2 separate regions of the Homo sapiens genome follow, and region 2 is linked to region 1. Evidence: chromatin contacts called from ENCODE Hi-C or POLR2A ChIA-PET data. All regions are on one chromosome and are shown on one strand. The core of a region is the stretch at or near the end of the contact, and the rest is flanking DNA. Distances in the headings are between cores, read along the strand shown.

The links. Hi-C counts contacts between places; a loop is a spot of excess contacts on that map. ChIA-PET counts read pairs that join two places held with the same protein, here RNA polymerase II (POLR2A). Pooled maps may share reads with other maps.
Region 2: a loop to region 1 is called in a pooled map, with 4 times the contacts of the local background. The contact joins the enhancer-like site here to the promoter of OSBPL1A in region 1. A Hi-C loop is called at or near these places in 6 of 50 pooled maps. POLR2A ChIA-PET finds 5 or more read pairs at or near these places in 4 of 52 experiments (CD4-positive, alpha-beta T cell, Panc1, WTC11 and 1 more).

The regions. Positions count from the first base shown.
Region 1 is chr18:24,396,574-24,403,884 of GRCh38, forward strand. OSBPL1A (oxysterol binding protein like 1A) reads right to left here and starts at 1,251. Exons shown (of 28, transcript NM_080597.4): 1 at 1,082-1,251. LOC124904268 (a long non-coding RNA gene) reads left to right here. Exons shown (of 3, transcript XR_007066314.1): 3 at 4,527-6,142. RefSeq lists a silencer at 1,185-1,314.
Region 2 is chr18:24,488,714-24,495,742 of GRCh38, forward strand. No RefSeq gene overlaps it. Among named protein-coding and RNA genes, the nearest start is that of HRH4, 32 kb to the left of the region's middle. RefSeq lists a silencer at 3,268-3,327 and an enhancer at 3,508-3,677. Within about 2 kb of position 3,983, at least 2 of the 41 ENCODE cell types and tissues checked have a DNase peak (open chromatin) inside an H3K27ac peak, as active enhancers do.

The sequences.
Region 1 (7,311 bases), core at 1-2,500:
CCCCCTATAAACTGTAGACAAAGCCCACCTAGTGGTTTAGAATTAGGGAATTAAAAGGTGGATTTTGTTACTATGCTGTAATTAAGAAATCTTCACAATTCCAGCTTGGGGTGGGGAGGGAGGGGGGTGGTTCAGAATTTATACCTATCAAACTGCTGCAAAAAATTCATTGTATCGGGGTTAGACTGCAAATACTTCTACCCCTCAAAACGAATCTGCAAATTATTTCCCAGATGCTGAGTAAAGAGGTGAGGAGGTTCCAAACTCCAAATCCAGAATGCACCTATTACAGGGCAAAGACTGAAGTTTTCAGGGAAAACACATCACCGATTTTAAAGCTGATTTAATTATATTATTAACTATTCACAGACACCTAATAGCCACATTTGCAACATTCAAGCAACCTTATTTAAGCTAAGAATATCACACTGCCCACAGTTCCATTTCACAATACCGTCTGCCTAAAAACGACAACTTGAACTGAAAACTAATACTAAATCAGAATAACCCTTTTCAATGCCTCCTGCCAATCATTAGGGCAGCGGGATAAGTGAATTGTTAAAGTCTATTGTGCAGCTGCGCTCTCATTCAGTTTCAGAATCTCCCTTGGATATTCGTTCATGCTTGTAGAACCGACCACGCGGTACATTGGGAAACGGTCACATGAACAATGCGTGACTTCCATTGTGCATCAATCCTCCTCTTGTTAGGAGGAAATTAAAAAGTCACATGGACACACGAAAGTACCGAGAAGGCACGCAGCTGAAGATCTGGTAGGGGATGCATGCGGCACCAGCATGGTCGTGGCACCCGAGTGGGAAGTGCAACAAACGCCAACATCTTGTTACTTTTAACGCCTAACTTCCTGCAGCGCTGGAGCAGCCAGCGGCCGCCGGGAAGCCGAGCTCGGCTGCAGCCCTGCGTCGCCGCGCCACGACCCGACCATCCTCTGAGACGCCCGGGACGGGAGCGCCCACCCCCAACCAGGCGCGGACAGACCTCCCGAGCGCAGCCCGGCGGGAACCCGTCAGCGCGGGAACCGGCCTCGAACTCCAGGCGTGGACAGCCGCGAGAAACTGACCTACGCGGTCACCCGGGCTCCCAGAGCTCCCGAGGCGGTGGCCACGACCCCAGGCTTCCCGTCCGCCCGCCCCACGTCGAGGAAGTGGTCGTCACCAACTCTGGCTGGCACTCCCCGAGGACGCTCGAGCCCGCGTAACGTCTGTCTCCGGGACCCGGCGCCGGGACCACGGCGGAGCGCGAGGTGGCGCCGCCCCTCCCCGCAGCCCGCCCCTGGAACGCGCATCCTCCTGGCGAGCTGGCATCCCTCCCGACACGTGACCGCAGCGGGGACACGCCCGTTCCCCGCCCACTCCCCGCCCCTGCCTGGCCTGCCCACGCCCCCGGCCCGCTCCTGTCCCGCCTGGGCCACCGGCGCTGGTTCCAGGTTTTGCCAGCTACTAGGGACGCGTAAAGCCTTCGCGCTCCTCCCACCACACCCCGAGGGAAGAAGTGGCAGGCCTTACCCGGAGACTACAAGGAACCGCCCGTGTGAGCCAGTGGAAGACTCGCGTCCCCAGGCAAAATATAAGTCCTGGGTTAATAGTCTGAAGTCTGTCATTAAGCAATAGGTTATCCAGCTGCCCAGATTTTTTTCTTTTTTGCTTTGGCTGCAACTCGACCCGTGGGAACTTAATTGGCAATGTAAATTAGACAATTTACAAAAAAACACCTCCTTTTACTTTCACCTGTGAAAGGAAGCGCTTAAAATGCCATACAGGTGTAACCATTATAGAATAGATATGCGTGAGACAAGGATTTACAAAATTTCCTCACCTCCTCTCCTCCAGATTCCATGCACAAGGCGTCTAGCTAGAGGAGTTAGCAAATAGTCTATAACGTGAAGGTTCAAACTCTAGTATAATTCCACCGTTTTTGTTTTTTTCTTTTTTTGAGGCAAGGTCTCACTCTGTCTCCCAAGCTGGAGTGTAGTGGCGCGATCTCGGCTCACTGCAGCATCGTCTTCTGGGTTCAAGCGATCCTCCGGCCTCAGCTGGACTACAGGCGGGTAATCAAGGGACTGGGACTACAGGCGCGCCCTGCCGCGCCCGGACAAGTTTTGTATTTTTAGTAGAGACAGACTCTCCCTATGTTGCCCAGGCTGGTCTCCAACTCCTGGGCCTCCCAAAGTGTTGGGATTACAGGCGTGAGTCACCCCTGCAGGCCACAGCTTTGCTTTTTAAAAGCATTTCTGCATAACTAAAAAGACAGGAAATTACGAGCATACGAAAACTGATTTCTGCTTTCCTGAATTTTCTAAATGTATTTAATGAACATGTTCTTTTGCAATGAAAAAGTAATAAATAGGTATCATTTTTAAAAGGACTGTAGTTTTTCCATCAAGTCTAGAAGCATGTATTGAGAACCTATAATAGGCCCTTTTGGTCATTGTGATATGTGTGAAACAGCATATGGCAGATCTTTTGAAATGATGTTTTTGGATACCACAAGCAATCCTGCTGGTGTATCTCAGGCTGGCATCATCTTTTATTAACAAAGCAGGCACTTTACTAGCACAATACTTCAACTGCAAAATGTGTGGTAACTAAAGCAGCTGTATTTGTCTGGAAAAGAAGAAACCTCAGGGCTTACTATCTAAGGATATTGAACCATCTTTTTTTTTTTTTTTGAGATGGAGTTTTACTCTTGTGCAGTGGTGCAATCTCAGCTCACTGCAACCTCTGCCTCCGAGGTTCAAGCGATTCTCCTGCCTCAGCCTCCTAAGTAGCTGGGACTATAGGTGCGTGCCACCATACCCGGCTAACTTTTGTATTTTTAGTAGAGATAGGGTTTCACTATGTTTGTCAGTCTGATCTCAAACTCCTGATCTCAGGTGATCCACCCACTTCAGCCTCCCAAGGTGCTGGGATTATAGGTGTGAGCCACCACACCCAGCCTTGAACCATCTTCATAGCCAAAATAAAACTACCGAAATAATGACAATAATAATTGGCTACTGAAATAATTTTCCATGATTCCATGAAAGCCTTCATTCTCTCTGTGATGATTTAATTACCTAAATTCACAACTTGCACTTTGCAACTCCCTTCTACAGTTTGCAAATGAAAAACAGATTGCAGTCAATAGGAGGATGAAGTAGTAATCACTACAGTTATCAATAAGAGAAGTTCCAATCTTGATAGCATTACTATTTATACTGTATCTTTAAAGGACTTTATTTGGTATTTCCATAAAATATGCAGAAAAGATATCTCATGGGCATTTATATTATTGACGGCTAGTACAGGTAAAATCACCATGATGGCATAACAGAATTCATTATTCTAGAACACTGTGTCTAATGGAACTTTCTGCGATGATAGAAATGTTCTATAATTCTACCTTGTCCAGTACAGTAGCCACTAGCCACATGTGGCTATTGAGTACTTGAAATGTGGCCAGTGTGACTGACGGTTTCAAGTTTTATTTAATTTAAATAGCCACATGTGGATAGCAGTTACCATATTGGGCAGTGCAGTTCTAGAATAACAAAACTATCACTAGATTGTCCCCGTCATATCATACTCTATTTTAAGAAACATTTGGCAGAAGTAGAACCTCTGGAACTAGTTAATAAATATTTTCCTTCATATTCCTTTCTGAGCTTTAGGCAGATAGATATTTTAACTTTGCAGATGCGGCATATTAAAGTAACTAGTAATATAATCCCTACATATATAAGTAGGAATTGCAATGGAAGCTCTGACTGGTTGTGAAATGGATTTGGGAGTATCTAACCCCTGGCCCTGCCATTCCCGGGCCTGCCTGACCCACATTGAAAAGTGAACCGGGTAACTTAAGACTGGGATGGGCTTCATCAGAATTGTTCATTGCCTGGTTCAGACTGGATTCACCTTGGACTCTTTTGTTTCAGGAAACTTAGGAGCCCAAATCTCTCTACTGTCATCCCCCTCCCCGCATTCCAATGACCTCCTTCAGAATGTGATCCTCTTTAGATTGTAGTACCTAATGTCTGGTCCTTGCAGTTTTGTCTCAAGCCTGAGACATCCCAGAATGCACTTAGTGCATTGCATGTTTTAAAAACACTCCCCTGGTGCCAGTGTGACTTTGAAGTGGTGCAGGAACACGCTAAAGGCTTAAGTCTCATTAAAAGGAGGATTTTATGGACTGAGACTTTGGGGAGGGCTTTGGGTAATTACTGCCTGGAATACTGAAAAGTAGGTCAGATGTCATCAGGCGAATGCAGATAAACCATTGAGTTGAGGGAAATGAATCATTCCCTTATACCTACATATGAAAGACTTTGTAGTTACTATTAACTCCAGACCATCAAAGCTATGAGGTCATTGGGAGTTTTTCTCTCTTAAAAGTGGTCTAAATTTGTTATTTGTCATTTGTGCCATTTCACTCAGTTTATTTAATAACAGGAATGAATTGGTATAGTTTCAGATATTAAATTCTTTTGGTCTAGACTTAATTTTGTACCCATCTCTCTTTTCCTGCAGGTATGACACACAGATGTCTAAGCAACTGCCTTCCAGCAGTGATTGATTTTGCTGGTTCCCCACACAAAAAGTTTGGAAGAGACCCTTATGTCTTCTGTAGAGTTTCTTGGTTGTAAGCAGCAAGCACTGGTGCTGGCTAACTTAAGCAAATAAAGAATATATCACTCAGACATCAAAGAAACAGCTGGAAATCTGGCTTGGCAAAGGCCGGATTAGGGCACTCCTGGGGATGTGGGTAGTAGGAATAGTCTATAGTTTTTCCTCAGTGCCAACACTGGGAAAGAATATGTTCCAATTATTTTCATTTTCCTATCCTTTTGTCTTTCTTCAGAAGAAGCAAAGTTGAGAGATAGTCTTTCATAGCTTTTCCCATAAGGTATGTTCTCCTTGGGCAACATTTTCAACTCAACCTTTAGCCCTTAGCTTGCTTTTTCTTTTTTTTTTTCTTTATTTTTTTTATTTTTGAGACGAGGGTCTTGCTCTGTCACCCAGGCTAGAGTACAGTGGCATGATCATGGCTCACTGCAGCCTCAACCTCTCAGGCTCAAGCAGTTCTCCCACCTCAGCCTCCCAAGTAGCTGGGACTACTGGCGCGAGCCACCATGCCCAGCTAACTTTTGTTTATTTTTTATAGAGACAGGGTCACACTATGTTGCCCAGGGTGGTCTCAAACTCTGGTTTGAGCAATCTGCCCACCTTGGCCTCCCAAAGTGCTGGGATTACAGGCATGAACCACCTCACCTGGCCTTTCTTTATTCATCATGAATATACCCTGCTTAGCCTGGTCAACATGGAGAAACTCTGTCTCTACAAAACAAAAATTAGCCAGGCATGGTGGTGTGGCCTGTAGTCCCAGCTACTGAGGAGGCTGAGGTGGGAGGATCACTTGAACCTGGCAGGTGGAGGCTGCAGTGAACTGAGATCACATCACTGCACTTCAGCCTGGGAGACAGAGACCCTGCCTCAAAAAACAAACAAACAAACAAACAAAAAAGAATATATTCCGCTTTTCTATCCCTAATTGTCTGCTCAAGCAGTGTGCCTGACAGTCACATGACCCCTTCTAGGAAGCCTTGGAAAGTCTGCCCTGCCTATTGCCCCTTTTTGAGGACTTCATTATGCAACCTACAATTCTTGGCTCAGCTGAAGGAGCAAGAGCAGGGCCTCCTAAATGGCACCTTTCTATTAGGCTTACCAAAGGCCTGGTATATGTGCTTTGCCCAACAGGAAATCTCTATACTGAGTAGCATTGAACCATCTAGATTTCTCTCTTGGGTAGGTTTAACCGTGACGCATGCAAAGGACAGTCCTTAGTCAAGGTAGATGCAGAAAGGCTCACAGAGGGAAGTGAGAGCAGAGAGTAAGCAGAAGCCATGGGACAGCCTAAAGGAGAATACAGAAAAGATGACCAGGAGCGGCAGAAGCAAGAGCAGAGAGAGAATGATTGAGACCCCAGAGTGCGGAAACACTAGGGTAGGGAGCAAAGGATGGCGCCCCCTGCTGAGAGGTCCAGAATGGTGGGCTGCAGTTAAATCTTCAACAACCTTCTGCAGCAGCGTGATGTCTCTGCTTTTATGTCTCTGTATTGTTGCAATAAATTCTTACTCTTTATCTGATGTAACCTGAGTGTTTTTCTATTCCTTGAGCCCAGAAAGAGCCTAATACACCATTACTACCCCCTTTCCTGTTCTCATCTCTCCCATTTTAATCTGTAACCAACAACCTTGTGGATACCTCCTTTCCTTTCAACAGCCATCTCTTCAGGGTCTCATGTTGTTCTTCGCTCTTCTGACTCTTCTGAAATACATCTCTTTTCCAGATACCTACTAACCACCGCTATCTATATCTCAGTCACCTGTCAGCACCTAATACAGGTCAAAGGCCCCATTCTCAATGAGTTACAATAGAAGGTGATTTTACTTTATTCACTGAAGTCACAAAGATCAAGGGTGGGAACTTCATGGGCCGGCAGTCTCTGGGCCTAAATTGGAAGTATGAACCAAATCACTGACTCCTGGTGTTAGATTTGTTAGAGTCCTCAGAAATAATCTAGTTCAACCTCAAGCCTAAAGCCAGACTGTCCTCAATCACATTAGGAAGAAGTTTTCCCACCCCTGTCTGTGGCTGGGAACTTTCCAGACAGGCAGGTCACTACTTCACAGTGCAGCCCAACCATTTGTTTTCCAACATTAAGAATGCGGGGCCAGGCATGGTGGCTCACGCCTATAATTCCAGCACTTTGCGAGGTCCAGGCGGGCAGATCGTTTGAGCCCAGGAGCTCAAGACAAGCCTGGGCAACATGACAAAACCTTGTCTCTACCAAAAAAAAAAAAAAAAAAAAAAAAAAGGCTGGGCATGGTGGCACACACCTGTAGTCTGAGACTGAGACCGGAGGATCACCGGAGCCCAGAAGGTCGAGGCTGCAGTGAGCCATGATCGTGCCACTGCACTCCAGCACTGGCAACAGAGTTAGAGGCTGTCTCAAAAAAAACAAAAATGTTTGAAGACAACAGTCATGAGCTACCTTGATATTTCTTTTCCAGGCTTACATTCCCCCATGTCTCAACCCATCTTCATGCTCCAACTAGTCATGGTAGTCTAACACAGTTAGACTAACACAGAATTAAACAAATCACAACTTTTTCTGTGAAGCCAAAGAGGGTAGGAAAGTCTTATCTTAGTAAGTCCTATTATAATATCAATTTTTCTAAACCTATGGCCTTTTTTCCATACATGTCATCTCTGACCTCTCCACTGCTGTCTGGTGGTAGCTAATTTTTCTCAC
Region 2 (7,029 bases), core at 2,733-5,232, 95 kb after region 1:
AGTGCTGGGATTACAGACATGAGCCACTGTGCCCCAACTAAAAGCTTTTGGCTTTTTAAAAATAGCCACACTCCAGGACCTCCACAACTTTAAAAAAATCTTACTTCCTCAAAATCCACTGAAAAAAGGTACTTCTTATCTTACCCATTCACAAACCTATGTCCATCTTTCCTAAACAATTCTTCTGTTGGCATTTCTCTTATATCTACTCTTACATCCCCAGTTCCCAGTGAGCTCTCAAAGTAGCTGTCTATTTCTTAGTAAAAACCACATGTTAAGTATCCAGTAAATTCAAGATCTCTAACTTCAAATATCTCCCCAGAAGCAGAATTTTCAACTTCTATTCTTTTTTTCCTTTACGAAAGCACCATCTACTGGCTATAGTTGGTATTGTAGCTCAGTTCCAGTTAATGCCCAACCCCAAAAGAAGCAACAGAGCTTCTTTTGTAATTAAATGATCAGGGTATAAACAGTGATACGATTTTTATTACAAAAATAGTTTCTAATTTCATATTACACCATTTTCCATGAATCTAATTCACATTTTATTTATTTATTTATTTTGAGACAGGGCCTCGCTCTGTTGCCCAGGCTGGAATGCAGTGGCACAATCTCAGCTCATTGTAGCCTCCACCTCCCGTGCTCAAGTGATTCTCCCATCTCAGCCCCCCGAGCAACTGAAGCTACAGGCATGTACCACCACGCCTGACTAATTTGTGTGTATGTGTGTGTGTGTGTGTGTGTGTGTTTTGTAGAGACGGGGCTTCACCATGTTGCCCAGTCTGGTCTCCAACTCCTGAGCTCAAGTGATCCGCCCACCTTGGCCTCCCAAAGCGTTGGGATTACAGGCATGAGCCACTGCGCCCGGCCTCTCATTACACATTTTAAGTCGTTATCTTTAGCCATGGGGTGACTTCCTTCTTGGTCACTGAGGCAGCATGTGCATGTTGGGGTGACGTTTACTGTTTCTATAAGTTGTACCAAAACATCTACTTAACCTTTTACATTTGTGCCATTCCTTCACATAAAGACATATGGTACCCCTTCCCCATCAAATCTTTATCTTACCCCACATATTTTATATTATTTAAATTGGGTCATCTGTTACACTCAAATTTTTGCTTTTATGAAACTCTGTCTTTGATAATATAATAGATGCTAATGGGGGAAATAATGTATGTTTTGGTGAAAATTGTTCTAAGGTCAAATTTTCAGGATTGATCTATTTCATGATGTAGGCATTATTTATAATTCACAAAATAAGCCTATTTCTCTTTTTTTAGACAGACTCTCACTCTGTCACCCAGGCTGGAGTGCAGTGGTTCGACCTTGGCTCAATGCAACCTCCACCTCCCAGGTTCAAGTGATTCTCCTGCCTCCGCCTCCTGAGTAGCTGGGATTACAGGCACGTGCCACCACGCCCAGCTAATTTTTGTATTTTTAGTAAAGACAGGGTTTCACCATGTTGGCCAGGCTGGTCTCGAATTCCTGACCTCAGGTGATCCACCCACAGTGGCCTCCCAAAGTGCTGGGATTACCGGCGTGAGCCACCATGCCCAGCTTGGCTTTTTAGATTTATTAAAAATTGCAACTGACTAGGGACAGTCCCAGATAGTGTTAATAGAGTTAATACGTTCATTCCATCTCTATCAATATGTGTTTTGTATACTAAAATCTTATGAGATTTTGTTCTGTAACTTGGGAAAGAGAAAGAAAAATATTTTGGAGAAGAAAATCGGGGAATAAAAGTGGGGAAAAAGGAGCTGGGAAGAAAGAGGAAGAAAAAGAAAGCAGTGTATAATGTAATTATCTTCCTGGCTTATATTTGAACTCCTCTGGATAGAGGAATGATGACCAGAAGTTATGAATTATTTTATAAACACAAAAGTTGATAAAACCTTTCAAAAGACACTTTGTGATTCTCTTGGCATAACAGAGCTGCCTTAGTGACCAGATGTCACAATGTGATACAGAGCCAGAGAGGAAGTCATTTTTGTCCATGATGCAAGGAACCCAGCATTTTGACAACCCAGATGGAATGTGGAGCTCCCATGGAAGAAACGTGTCATCTGGAGGCCTGCATAACCACTGCATTCTCCAGATGGGCACTGGAAGCGCTGAGGCTTCCCACCCAGAAGGTCCACGTGGTGGACAAGGGCAAGTGACAACCAGAGCCACGACTCAAAAGAGGGTGGCTGCTTCAGGCTGATTTCCTTTGACAGACTGGTTTATGGACGTGTGCAAGGGCCTCTCTTTGGGAACTGTCAGAAATGACAGGAGAGATACAAGAAGGTCAACGTCTGGAAATCCGACAAAATGGGCTTAATTCATTGTAATTTTGTTTGCTTTTAAAAAATTAAATCTCTGTCTATATGTGTATATATACATATTTTAAATACATATATATTTAAATACATATATCTGTATTTTAAATACATATATCTGTATTTTAAATACATGTATATTTAAATACATATATCTGTATTTTAAATACATGTATATTTAAAATACATATATCTGTATTTTAAATACATGTATATTTAAATACATATATCTGTATTTTAAATACATGTATATTTAAGTACATATATGTTTTTATATATACGTATATTAAAATACATATATGTATTTATATACATATAAAAACATATATGTATTTATATATACGTATATTAAATTACATATATGTATTTATATATACATATATTAATACATATATGTATTTATATATACATATATTAATACATATATGTATTTTATATATACATATATTTATTTATTTAAATACATATATGTATTTTATATATACATATATGTATTTTATATATACATATATGTATTTATTTAAATACATATATTTACATACATTTATGTATTTTAAATACCTCATTAGGTATTTAAAATGCATACAAATATAAAATAAATATAGGTATTTGAAATATATATAAAAATATAAAAAACATATAGGTATCTTAAATACCTAATGAGGTCTGGGATATCTGGGCAATGTCTATTAGCTTAACTAACAGCGTCAGTGATAACCCTTATTACCCATGGTAAGAAGCAAGCGGGTATAACATGGATAATTAGTACGTCCAGAGGAAATGGAGAGGGCATAGAACCCACTCGAGCTTCTATATTCCAATTACTTCCGGGATTGCGTGGATAAATAACATGGCTGTAAACAGGGGAGAGGGGATGAGAATAGTTTAAAACCCATGCATGTAGCTTGACTGATTGGTTCTAGAAGTTACCAGGGCATTGATCAGGGTTAGCGGGGCGCTTGGCTGATTCCTTCTGCAAAGCACATGCTAGTTTTCACACTTGCATGTGAAACGTCTAAAGCCATATCAGAACTGAGACAGGAAATGAAAGGTGATAAAACCACAGCCCCCCACTCCAGCTCCGCTCTGCACAGCTGCTCTGCTTCTTCACACAGGCCGACTTCAATGGAAGCTCGATGCATGCAGAACTGCCCAGGGACCTGGCCTCTTCACCTCATCACATTTTGAGGTGGGCAACACCAGCTTTTGAATCAGGAAGCAATTTGAAAATCAGTCATGTTTGGATCCCTCAGGCCTGGTTTCATCTGATTAATAAGCTCTGCTTTCAAAGCTCCCCCTGGACAGTCTCCCTCCCCAAACCCACTCTCCAAGTGTCTGCAAGCCGACTCCTCGGCTCCCTTTTGAGCAGGTCCAGCAATAGGAATCGGGCAGCCTTACCCAGAAGGACTAGCCCAGCATCGGCTGACCTTGCCAGGAGGAATTTCTCTCTCCAGCTTGAATTTCCTTCCTGCCTAACTTTAGGCCTTTACTGGGGACCACGCTCCCCTTTGACCACCCGGAATAAATCTCCCCTGCATCCCTGACAGCTGCTGATTTGGCTTCTTTCTTATTTTTTTTTTTAATTGAAAGTAAACCTTCAAAGTGGCCCAGCCACCTGAGAAGCTCGGCTGAGCGTGGCAGCTGGGCAGTGAACCTGAAACAGCGGCGCGGCGTTTCACCGGGTCCCCTCCCGCTCAGGGCAGAAATCATGGGGTTTTGTGGGCTGCCAGGGCCGCTTAGCTTTCAATTTAGCTTTTGCATTAGAAAAAGGGAATATGGACATGGGTCAAATGATTGTGGAGTGATTTTGAAAGTAGCTGTGTAACAGGCGAGAGATGGGGGCAGGGGGAGGTTTGATTTGCAGGCAGAATGCAAGTTTATTTATAAGAGAAATCTAGGGGTGTCTTTGTGCTTTCCTGTTAGACTCTTGGAAGCACTTTGAAGAAGGAAATAAAATTTAAAAAACATATTCAAATTTAACAATCAGTCTTGAACACCGGGAAGCGACAATGTACAGGATGGCACAGAGAGGGTCAAGATTGCTAGAATTTTCTTTTAGGGTCTTCTCCTTGTTACCTTGTTATTTTAAGCTGGTCACTTCAACTCTCTATATCTTCCCCCAAACACATTTTATTTTTGTTTTGGAAAGTTTTAAATATTCAGAAAAGTTGAAAAAATAATATAACAAGTTCATATCCACCACCTAGATTCAACAATGGTTAACATTTTTTTCCATATTTGTTTTGTTGTTTTGTTTTTATCTTTATGTGTACACACACACAGACCCCCCCCCCCCGCCCACACACAGACACATTTGCTGAAACATTAGAAAGTAAGTTACAGGCAGCATGACAATTTATCCCTAATTAAATACCCGAGCATGCATTTCCTAATACTAACATTCTCCTAAATAACCCCAATACAATGATCACACCTAAGATAATGAAAAAGAATTCCCTAATAACATCTAATATCCAGGCCATATTAAAACTTCTCCAAGTGATTCAAAACTGTCTCTGATAAGTGTTTTTTGTTTTGAACCAGGAGCCAATCAAGTTTCACCCGTTACATTTGGTTGTTGTCTTTTTAATCTCTTGCTCTCTCATCTCTCATTGAGGCAGAACCTACATACAAGTGTATAACCTTAAACCTGTACCTTGATCAATTTTTACATACTTATGTAAAAATTGTGACCCCTATATGACCACCAACCAGGTTGATATATGGAATATTTTTATTGCCCCTGAAGGTTGCCCCAAGCTGTTTCTCTGTCAATATGACCTCTTCCCCATCCCCTAGAAGGGGCAAGGGTATGAAACAACTGAACCTCCCAGATCCTTTGGCTGAAAGTGCAAATTGGTTGAACCACTTAGGAAAATTGTTGGCAGTATTTAAAACCCTTCAATAGATACTGATTCTATGAACCAGTAATTCGTCTCCTAAGTCTACACCACAGAGTTGCATATGCCATCAAAGACCCGTGCAAGAATGCTTACAACAGCTTTATTCACAATGTCCCCAAGTTGGAAATGTCACAGATATCCATCAACAATAAAATAGATAACTGAATTGTGGCATATGTATATACAAAGAAATGCTACACAGTAACAAAAGGAAAGAGATACTGCATCTTGCAATAGCATAGATGAATCTCAGACATGTTGAGTGAAAGAAGCTTGATACAAGAGCACAGGCTGTATGAATCCTTGTAGATGAAAGCCAAAAAGAGGCATAAACTATCATCGACTGTGACTGAAGTCTTTAGAGTCCTTTAATTAATAATCATCATGTTTTTTTTTCTCCCCCACGATATTTTCTCTTTGGAGAAAGTAGATGAGTTGTTTTGTAGAATATGTTACATTCTGGATTTGTCTGATTATTTTCTCATTGAACTTGACCCTTCACAACTGGGGACCCATGAGAGAATTGAGGTGTGTTGTCCTAAGGCACTCATTTTAGGTCGTGAATTAACTTCTATCCCATGCAACTAGAATAGTAGTAGTTATGTTCCATTCTTAGGAGAACTGACAATCATCACTCAACTCATATTCTGTGGATCCATGGTTCAGTTGAGGAACTAGCTGAGAAAGGCTTACTGAAAGATATTAAGGCTCAATTAGAGTCAAGTCATTTTGGGCAAGATTATTTTACAGTTGGTACCATTTACTTCCTACTGTATCATGCTGGGAGGCATTTAACATCAGGTTGTTACACCATTAGTGATGTGGTTGTGAGTTTGATTGTTTGGTTAAGGTGGTGACCACCTCAACCGCTTCATTGTAAAGAATGTTCTCCTTGGTCTCCATGGTTTAACAACCTTATTTGTCAACATGCAGTACTCATAGGCCAGTATCTCCCACTTGATGGAATGGTTTATTCTCAGCAAATTTAGCTACGAGGTAAAATTCTTCAAAGAAAATTGTTATTTCACCTACAAGAGCTTCACTCTAAAGTAGGAGCTTCATACCATAAACACACAACTGTAATAACACATTTGTAATCTTTAAGATTTTTAGATAACATCAAATGAATTCACTTCTTACTTGAGATAATCTGATAAACATCATTCATGACATTAAAACTGATCTAGGACATATGATTTTGCATTTATATACATTTGGTGGTGGTAAGTATTATGATAAAAATAGTGTTTAAATCATTGGCAGAAACTAAATTAAGGATTTCATGAATATACGTAGATCTTGGAGCTGGAAGAGATGTGTTTCAAAGCATTCTACAGTAGAAAAAATAACTCTTAAGAACTCACTCTTGTACTCTAACTTAAAGGAGGGAAAGTGGTTTAAGCATGATTATCAACAGATTTCATGCGAAGAAAATCATTTAAAGTGACTTAGATGGACTTTAGTGCATAATAATCACACCAATCCAGAAATTTCATGAAGAAAACGAAGGGTCACATCTCTGAGCAATCATAGCCAACCTATTCCAAGTCTTGACATCCTTGAGGCAGATTAAAGATGGACACAAATTGGTTGACAATCTTTCTTTCAAGAGATTGGGTCCATGTCTCCTTTCCCGGGAGATTGGTAGGCCCTGTAGCTGCTTTGACCGAGAGCATACAGTGCAGGTGAAGATGTGCACATTCCTGCACCCAAGTCTTCAAAGACTGGGAGCTACCTCTTACTATCTTTGGAAACACCCACTTCTGGAACCTAGCCATTGTGCTGCAGAAAGCCCCAGCAGT